Linked DNA regions of Homo sapiens: region 2 is linked to region 1. Evidence: chromatin contacts called from ENCODE Hi-C or POLR2A ChIA-PET data. All regions are on one chromosome and are shown on one strand. Each heading gives the region's core, a stretch centred on a gene start or an enhancer-like site at or near the end of the contact. The rest is flanking DNA. Distances are from core to core; before and after follow the strand shown.

Region 1 (4,864 bases), core at 651-3,150:
GATAGACAATGTTGCTCTGATGACTGGCAGTGAGACCAGAAGATAGTGTGAAGGGCAGCAAGGAGGGTAGGGTGGGATGCGATAATGGAAAATGGGAGTGATTCATTCTACTTAATGCATATACGTTTTATGGGTTTAAATCTGGAGGGAAACAACTTTTTAAACTCAACTCCTTGTGTGTGAGAATTAAATGGAAGCACATCTTGGACCCCACTTTTTATAGGTTTAGTGCCACCTCAAAAAATTCCATACTGATCCATTCTGAAACAACTGCTTTTCTTACTGGAAAGCCACAAAGTTGGTGCAGAATCTATGAAATGGAAAATTAGACCCAAGCCAACATGCTCATGCATAAGCTTGATTTTAATGAAAAGGTACACGGAGCAGCCGCACCTGGAGGAAAAGCCCCCTCAGGGCTCCCCACCTCCAGTATCCCCATGTGCTTGAGTTTGCATCCTTACCCTGTCCCTGACTGTGTGACCTTGGGCAAGTTAGTTAACCTTTCTAAGTCCTGGCTTGTTCATCTTCAACATGGACATAGCAGGTTTGCTGTGAGGACTAAATGAGCTCATACACAAATAGTTTTAGCTCAGTACCTGGTACATATGAACATTTAAGAAACATGTCCTTCTCGTGATTAGATGTGACACTCTGACCATTTTAGAAGCAATTACGGTTCAGCTATCATATCCCAACATCTTGTGATAACCATTTTCATTTTTTGCTTCTAGCTCTTACTATTCTTTTCATCACAATATTTTAGGGTGGAGGTATTTGGGGGAGGAGGTAAGCAGTTATATACATCCCATTTTCCCACTGTTGTTCAAAGCAAGGTGAAAAGCCAGGGAAATAAACACATGCACTGAAGAGAAATTCAGTCTTTAGGATATGATGTGATAGGTGTATGGAATATAAACAAATCATATAATTTCAACCTCTCACATATAGGGCATCAAATCATAGGTAGGTCTTATTTTAAAAGAAAAGCCAAGCAGCATTAAAGAGGATAGAGGGAACCCATATGGGCCTATTGCTAGCTCAGTATTGGTGACTGTGAAACAGGGATGGGTGAGCTAGATTACGGGGGTGTTTCATGGGGTCTGACTTCCAACAGGTGGCTAGCTTTAGTCATGTTCAGATGCAAAACCGTAATGAGTTTGAGTATGCAAGTCCCAGGGATTCTGTTGAAGGCCATCTTTTCTCGGCCATCAAGGGAGACAATTTTCTAGGTTTAAGCCTCCCTGGCAAGTTAGCAAGCAGGGAACTGCCTGCCCTAGCTTGCACCTGTCCCCTGAAGGGGATTCTGGCCTGACGGTGAAGACCCACCATCCCTTCCAGACAGCCCATTCTGCCGCTGGGGCACCTCCCGACAAACGGGGGAAGCCCACTAGGAAGTGGTCACGACCAACCAAGCCACAAATCCTCAGGGTGTGGGATTTCCACCTCTATACCACGTCTGAAAACCGAAAATAGGCGCCCGCTTGCCATACTGCAATGGGATTCCCCCCAGCAGCAACCCCCCCCTCCAGCTTGCATGTTTTATTAATAAATGCAAGATGGCACACGGAGGCAAAGAATGGGAGGTAAGGCATCTGCAGCTGGACCCGAACCAGGGCAGTTTGCAAAAATAAATAAGAAGCATGTGACAAGAAGCAGGTCTCCAGGCTGGAGCTGAAGCCCTGGGCTGCCCCACGCACCCTCGCCTGGCTCCCCCGGCCAGGGGGATGAAGGTCAGCGGCAAGATCCCAGCCCTTCCGAGCACGCATCCTGCAAACCTTGACCGGTCCCCCCACCCCCCGCCCCGACCACAAGACTCGGGCAGTGAGGCAGGGGAAGCTCTGGCCGCGGCCGGCTGCGAGGACACATACCTGCTGCCCGGGCTCGGGATTCGCTCGGCTCTGCAGCGGCGCCGGCCGCGGCTCGCGCTCCCGGGGCTCCCCTCTCCGCCCCCCCGCCCCCTCGCGGCCCCGCCGCTCCCTCCGCCCCTCCGCCCACCGCGCTCGGGGGCGCGCGCGAGGCCTCGCGCCGGCGGCTTGGCCGAGCCCGCGCCTGCGCCCTCGCCTCCCGCCGGCCGCGCGCGCGCGCCCCCGAGGCTGCGGAACGGCGGCGCGGCTGTCTAGGAAACCGCGGCGTCGGCTGGCAGGGGCTGGCGGCCTGAGCTGGGCAGGGGGCGGAGGCGGGGGCTCGGCTGTCTCCGGGGCTGCCACGCAGAGCGGGCTTCGTGGCGTGGGTGAGGGGGTCGCGGGGCAGGGTCGGGGCCTGAGTGCGAGCGTGTGGAGAGGCGAGGGGGCCGCGAAGGGTGGGTTTGACGGGGACGCAGGCGGGGCGCAGAAGCAACAAGTGCGGAGGCCGAGGGCGTCGCTCGGGGAAGCGGAGGACCCCCGCGGGATTTCGTACAGCTGAGAATGGGAACCTCCCGTCGCTTTGGCGCAGCGCTTTGCAGTTTCCAGAGCTCTTTCCCAGTTGCTCCGTTTCATCCGCGCGGGGCGCCCGGTGAGGGAGCGGATGGCACGCAGTGCCCGCTGCGCTTGGAGGCCACCGAGGGGAAAACACCTCTTTCTGTGTGGCCGGAGTCATAGCACGGTCAGAGTGCCTTGACTCTCAGTTGGCTGCCTGGGAGAAAAATACCTGTCAGTACATTCATTTGATGGCCTCAGCTCAGGACCCTTGTAGGACCGTGTTTCTCCTCTTTTTCCGTTTTTCGTTATCTGACTCTTAAAAAGGCTTTTTACACGTCCCCATCTCCTTTCCCCGTGAAATCCCAGTACCGCAGATACACTGTCGACCTGCTTATGTGCTGTATGTGTTATCCGTGCTTGATGCATAAAAAGTAACATTGCGCCCCTTGGAGGCAGCATCGCCCCGGTGGAGAAGCCTGTCCTAGGGCCATGATTGCCAGTTACCGGGTGGGTTAAACGGAACCACTGAGCAATCTGGATGCACCCACAGATATTCTCTGTGGTTAAAAAAAAAGTCCTCACCCATAATGGGTACTACTCTAATTAATGTTTGCAAGGGCTGCTGTGAATACGGCCATTTAAGCAGCTTCTGGATTCATAGTAGCTTATTATCGTTTGTCTTCTCCACCAATTCTTGCTAAAAATATAGCCATTTTCCTATAGGGTGTTGCGATTTTTATCTTAAAATATTTGAAAAGATGGGAAACCCTTGTTTCTAGGACACGGAGTTTCAGAATGGCTTTTGGCTCTGCAGATAGGTTTGATTTCTGATTCTTGTACCTCTTCTAAAGTGTTTTTATTTGATTAGGTCCAGTTGGCCTCCCAGGAATGTCCTTTGTCTTTTCTTCCTGCCGTAGCTTTTTTAGTATGGATAAAATGAAAATGGTAGAGTTGAAGGACTTCAAAACCACCTCTTGGAATTGCCCCACGGTCTTGGACTACCTTCCCTGGATTATACGGGAATATCTATACAGGGAGTATCTACTTTTGGCAAACTGAGAAAAAAATGTAAAATTTCTTCAGATCCTCCTTCGCCTTTCAGCATTTCCTACTCATCTCTAATCTCTAATGGTGGAATTTCAGAGGAAGAAACACTTGGAGATGATACTTGTGGAAGCTACCTGGGTTGCCAAAGGATTTTTCTACATTTCTAGACGGAAGAAATGTGGACTAGAATAGAGAAAGTGGAGATGGGTTAAGAAAAATTAATGGAGGATGCACGGGAGGGGAGCTATAGTTTTCTGACAGTCAGTGACAGCATTTTAACTAGGTACACTTTCTTTAGAAAAAGCTTTGGCATAGCTTGCCCAGATTGTTATCCACTCCATTTTCCACCTTAGTAGAACTCTACTTAAGATTTGATTGAAACTATTGAGAAGCATCCAGTTATAACGCTAATTAACTCTCAGAGTACGACAAGTATTTTGAAACTTGCTGAGAGAAATTTGAAGACCACTTCAAATTTCTACCAGGAATCTTTGTATCCTAATAAAATTTTTTTGAATTCGGGTTCATGCGACTTCAAGGGAACATTTTTTTCTACAATGGCTATTTATAGTATAATAGCCATTGTAGAAAATATTTATATTTATAAATATTTATATTATGTATTTATAATATAATAGCCATTGTATTGAAAATTACATGCTAATAAAGTTTACGTGTGTCTTAAGTGTTCTGGGTTTTGTCCTTTTCTGAGTAATCCGAGTTAATGGAAATTGTAGGTGCAACCATTTCATGTTGTAGTGTGAAGTCAAAAATCCCAAAACATGTATAATTTGTCAACTCTATGCTGCCCCCTGGTGATGTCTTACTTCACAGCACCTCCCCAAACTAAAATCTCCCTTCGATAAATTTTTTAGGGTATTGAAAACTTAAGTGTGGACGAGATGCCATTCTGCATTCTTCAAACTGGGCCTTCTCTTGTTTTCAAATACCCTGAGGCCTAACACCGGAGGAGGATTAGCCCTTGAGGCTGATGAGGCTAGAGGAACTGTGAAGATCTGCCACAGATCTCACTTTCACTTGGAGCATTATTCTTGAACTTAACTGGCTTATAAGACTCACTTGGGAACACTTGCTTAAAATCAGATTCTGTGAGTCATAAATTCAGCTGATTAGAAAAAAAAATCGGATTCTGGAGCCTCCTTTCAAACACCTTGAAATCTAATATCAGGGGGTTGACTTGTGATTTTTTTTTTAACTGCCCCAGGTGATTCTTATTGACAGGAGAGGGTGGGGGAATCCTAGAGCTATAAATAGTACAGGTGCTGCTTCAGTACACTGCAGGTGACTAATGAGAGGAATTTTGTGAGTAAAGGAGCTTAGTAGCAACAGGAAAGTATAAGAGCTGTAAAGCAGAAGTGGAACTGTGGGTTTAAGCTTGGTATATCACTTCCTTGCCA
Region 2 (4,864 bases), core at 689-3,188, 47 kb before region 1:
CTCAATCCATGGACTGAGTTCAGAACAACTCCACCTGACCCTTTGGACAGCTTGCCAACTCCTGCATTCTGTTTCCACTTCCAGCCTCACCTTGCACTTCAGGTCTGCTACCTGCTGAGGTCTTTCTGGTTCCAACTTGGGGCTCATTCCACTGTGCCTTTGATCCCAGGAACATCTGATACAAAGATCTTCTCAGGTGACCCGGTCCCAGGTAATGTGCTTTCCACAGCTCATGTGGCCTCTCGGGTGGGACCAAAGGGAGATACACAGGAGAGTAAGATACAGCCTTGCTTCCAACAGTCTAGTTGGAAGGAGAGGATATTAAAGTAGTTTATGATGAGTGCCAAAAATTTCTACAGATAGTAAATACAGTTAGTACCATAGTTATTACTTAGGAGACTTGTACCCTGAATTTAATTAATCTCCCCCACACTTAAGTTTTCTCACCTCTAACAAAGGGGTGACAAGAATGTAACATTGTGTACAGGGAAGGTTTTCACATGGAAACATGAGCCTGGATACCCAGGAAAGATCAAAGATGGTCTCACCTTCTACTACATCAATGCTAAACTGCTACCCTGTCTAGCTACCTCTCTTCTCTTGGTTCCCAGGTGCACAGGCCCCCAGTTCAATGGACCAGGCTCTTCACAAAGAAGCCCTCTGTGTTTCTTGATTTCTTAGATCCTTGCTTTTCAAAGTGCGGTCCCGGGTCCAGCAGCAGCACTGGCATCACCTGGGAGCTCATTAGAAATGCAAATCCTCAGACCCCATCCCAGGCCCAGTGAATCAGGAATCTGTAGCTTAACAGGATCCCCAGGAGATTTATAAGACGTTACAGTTTGAAAAGCACTGGGATGAATGATCTTTAAATTCCCTTTCAGTTCTAAGCTTCTACAATCTATGACATTTCTTGTGACCCTGTCTGGAGGAGACTGCTGGGAGTTCCCTGGAAGGCTGCTGACTGGCTGGGCACTGAGCAAACCCGAGGGTGCCTCAGCAACCAGGCTCCAATGCCAGGCATCCAGGCATGGCAGGCAGCCACTGGCTGCAGGTTAGTGTGACCCTCTCGGAGATTCGTGCTGCCCTCCTGCCAGGGAAATGGCTCAAGTTGTCACGACAGAGCATGACCCTGAGATAGAAGCTGGGGGTGGTGCCCCCGTGCAATGAGCTTTGCTTGTTTGTGCAGGCTTCCTTGGAGCCTCACGTAGCCAGGCTCAGCTGCTCTGCCACCCTTTAGGCTGCTGGGTAGCCAGAGTAAGGAGAAAGGAAGAGAATGAAAAAGGACGATGTATGGCAAGTTCTGAGGTTGTGGACAAAGGGAAGAGGGTGCCTGCTAAAATGTTCCCCCCAAAGCAAAGAAAGCTTCAGATGTTGAACTCCTATGGTTTCTTGGGATGACAGAAGGATATGGAATAAGAGTAGTGCAGTGGGAATCAGCAGTGTGGGTTCTAGAGTAGACTTCCTCCTTTTGAATGATCTAGACAAGTCTCTTTCCCTTTCTGGATCTCAGTTTCCACATCTGTAATGTGAGATCAGATTAATTCATTCAAATACTATATTTGAGCCCCTGGGACATGGCTGACACATGACTAGGTGCTGGGAACACAAGTGATATTTATGGAGCTACACGTTGAATAATTTTCTAAAGAATCTTCCAGGGCTTGAATATTCTATTTTAGGACAGGCTCTGGACTCAGAGTTGGGTTCAAATCTGAACTTTATAACTTACTTACTAGTTGGGTGCAAGAAAGCTCTTAACTCTCAGTTTGCTCATATGGAAAATGGGCATAACAGTTTCTTTCATAATGGTGCTATGAGGATTAGAATGTAAGTGTAAGGCACCTCCCAGGAAGTACTCAACGCAGTCACTTATTAGACATTTACCATGTGCCCTGTGTGAGCGACATACTCTGGTATGAGGGCAACGAGCCACGCCTGGCTGCTGAGCACTTGAAATGCAGCTAGCTCATCTGAAATGTGCCGTGCTTGTAAAATACACACTGGAAACTGAAAACCTCGTATGAATGAAAGAATGCAAAATATCTCATTGACAATATTTTCTATTGATTACATGTTGAAATAATAATACTCTGGACATATTGGTTAAATAAAAGATATTAAAATTATTTTTACCTGTTTCTTTTCACTTTTTAAAATGTGCTAACTAGAAAATTTTAAATGGCATACATGGTTTATGTTATATTTCCGTGGGACAGAGACAGTCTAGAAGAAACAAAAGCATACTCTACTGTCCTTGTGCTCTGTGAGTTTACGTGTGGTTGGGAAGATAACATCCACCATCAACTCATACCCAAGAGAGCCCACCAGAGAGCAGGACTTGGAAGAAGCAGGAAAGAACACAACATGGGGACTATGGTTAATAGCAATAGATAGTATACTTGAAAATTACTAGAGTTTAAGTGTTCTCAACACACACACACAAAATAAGTATGTGAGGTAAATGCATATGATAATTAGCTTGATCTAGCATTCCACAGTGTATACATGTTTCAAAGCATCATGTTGTAGGCTGGTCATGGTGGCTCACGCCTGTAATCCCAGCACTTTGGGAAGCCAAGGCAAGAGGATTGCTTGAGGCCGGGAGTTTGAGACCAGCCTGGGGAACATAGCAAGTCTCTATCTCTACAAAAATAAAAAATAAAATAATTAGCCAAGTGTGATGGCAAGCACCTGGAGTCCCAGCTACTTGGGAGGCTGAGGCAGGAGGATCGCTTGAGTTCAGGAGTTTGAGGCTGCAGTGAGCCGTGATTGCGCCACTGCACTCCAGCTCTGGGTGACAGAGCGAGACCGTGTCTCTAAAAAAACCAAAACCCCCAAAACCAAAAACACAAAACAAATTAAAAACACACATTATGTTGTATACTATAAATATATATAATTTTTATTTGTCAATTTAAAAAAAGTAGAAAGGATGGGGGAAATCAGATGGTTTGGGGGGCAGTTAAGGAAGTCAGTTGTGAATATGACACGGGTAGGGAGAGGGCATTCCCAGTGGGATGTACCAGACTGTGAGCTCCTTCAGTGCGGATCTTTGATTCTCCCACCATGCCGTGCACGTGGCAGGTACCTGATGAGTACTTATTCTTTGCAGGGGCTGGGGGATGGGAGGCAGAGGGGAACACAGAAACAGTGCAGAGGGAGGATGAACACAGAGGGCTTGTTTGTGAAAAGCCTGATCCCGCTAAACTGGGGGCCTGTGCATCTGGGAATCTGGAGGAGAGAGGTTGCTAGACAGGGTGGCAGTTTAGCATGAACACAGTAGAACGTGAGGCCACCTTTGATCTTTCCTGGGTATCCAGGCTCATGTTTCCATATGAAAACCTTCCCTGTACACAATGTTACTGTAATAAAACTGGCCATTGACAAATCTGCTGGAACCTGTATATAGGAGGGAACACTGTCTATAATGTACATATCTTGGCAGGCCTAACCACCTACTCTAGCACATCCATTCATCTCTCATCCATTCAAACATTTCCTGAGCCCCTGCCTGGTGCCCAGATCCCACACCAGGTATGGGGGCTATGGAGATAATGGAGACATCATTCCTGCCATCTCTTTGAGCAGCGCTTGGCAAATCATGGCCTACAAGCCACAACCAGCCCACTGCCTGTTTTTGTAAGCAGTGTTTCACTGGAACACAGCCATGCTCAATCATTTATATACTGTCAGACTGCTTTTGTACTACAATGGAAGATTGAATAGTGCAACAGAGACCATGTGTCCCAGAAAACCTAAAGTATTCACTATTTAGCCATTTACAGAAGAATTTTTCTGATCCCTGCCTTAGAGTAACAGACATGTCAGCAAATAATGACAAAGTGACACGATTAGCATTCGAGAAAGGGATGAGCAAAGTATGGATGCACCAGGGAGATGAAAGGGAAGAGGTTCCAGGGAAGCCTCAGAGGGGGACCCCAGGCTGTGCCTTGGAGGACCATGGTTTGTGGGGCTCACAAGGGGGTAGTGAAGTGGAATAAAACTTTTTTTTTCTTTACTTTTTTTTTGAGATGGAGTCTCGCTGTGTCACTCAGGCTGGAGTACAGTGGCGCGATCTCTGCTTACTGCAACCTTCGCCTCCTGGGTTCAAGCGATTTTTCTGTCTCAGCTTCCTGAGTAGCTGGGATTATAGGTGTGCGCCACCACGCCCAGCTAATTTTTGTATTTTTAGTAGAGATGGGGTTTCACCATGTTCGTCAGGCTGGTCTTGAACTCTATTCTATTTTAAGGACAGGTTGTGAACCTGACCTCGTGATCCACCCGCCTCAGCTTCCCAAAGTGTTGGGATTACAGGTGTGAGCCACCGTGCCTGGCCGAAACTTTCAATAAGAAAAGATTGCATAGGTGAGTACACAAAGGCAAAACAGTCAATCCTGGAAGCTGGCTCTGACAGGAACACAAACTTCAATCAGGCCTGTGGGACAGCCCAGCAATGCCACTGCCATCCCCTAATCCCAACAATCTCCCTCTTTCCTGGATGACTGACTACTTTACACCTTCTCCCCTCTCCTCACACATCCAACGCCTCTGTTCACACTCTCAGCTGATGACCTCCTCATTTCCCTGGGAAATCGAGCAATCACGAGCAAACCTCCACATGCTCCCCCGTCACAGCCTCCCTCTTATCTGCAGCGTCTCCATCTCCTGACCTCATGATCCGCCCGCCTCGGCCTCCCAAAGTGCTGGGATTACAGGCGTGAGCCACCGCGCCGGGCCCCCAACTTCTAAATGCTCACGTTTCTCCATCCGCTGCCCTGGAAATCTCACCACATCTCGAGACATATCAGCGCTGTCCAGTAGAGTTTCCTGGGATGATGGAAATGTTCTATGTCTGCACAGTCCA

What was found. A loop is a pair of places that touch in the nucleus more often than their neighbours do. ChIA-PET counts read pairs that join two places held with the same protein, here RNA polymerase II (POLR2A). Pooled maps may share reads with other maps.
Region 2: a map of psoas muscle shows a loop between it and region 1 (2.1-fold over the local background). The contact joins the enhancer-like site here to the promoter of TMEM266 in region 1. A Hi-C loop is called at or near these places in 3 of 168 maps with a recorded cell type or tissue (CD4-positive, alpha-beta memory T cell, Caco-2 and psoas muscle), 1 of 37 single-sample maps with no recorded cell type and 1 of 50 pooled maps. POLR2A ChIA-PET finds 5 or more read pairs at or near these places in 7 of 52 experiments (AG04450, BJ, HEK293 and 3 more).

The regions. Positions count from the first base shown.
Region 1 is chr15:76,057,021-76,061,884 of GRCh38, reverse strand. It overlaps TMEM266 (transmembrane protein 266), which reads right to left and starts at 1,900. Exons shown (of 11, transcript NM_152335.5): 1 at 1,869-1,900. It also overlaps a transcript of NRG4 not described here. RefSeq lists a silencer at 2,858-2,907 and enhancers at 4,391-4,440, 4,631-4,680, 4,741-4,790.
Region 2 is chr15:76,104,410-76,109,273 of GRCh38, reverse strand. All of the region lies in intron 1 of TMEM266 (transmembrane protein 266), which reads right to left. It overlaps LOC124903531 (a long non-coding RNA gene), which reads left to right. Exons shown (of 3, transcript XR_007064723.1): 2 at 85-211; 3 at 882-1,516. Among named protein-coding and RNA genes, the nearest start is that of TMEM266, 47 kb to the right of the region's middle. Within about 2 kb of position 1,938, at least 3 of the 41 ENCODE cell types and tissues checked have a DNase peak (open chromatin) inside an H3K27ac peak, as active enhancers do; they include psoas muscle, where a contact is called at or near this core.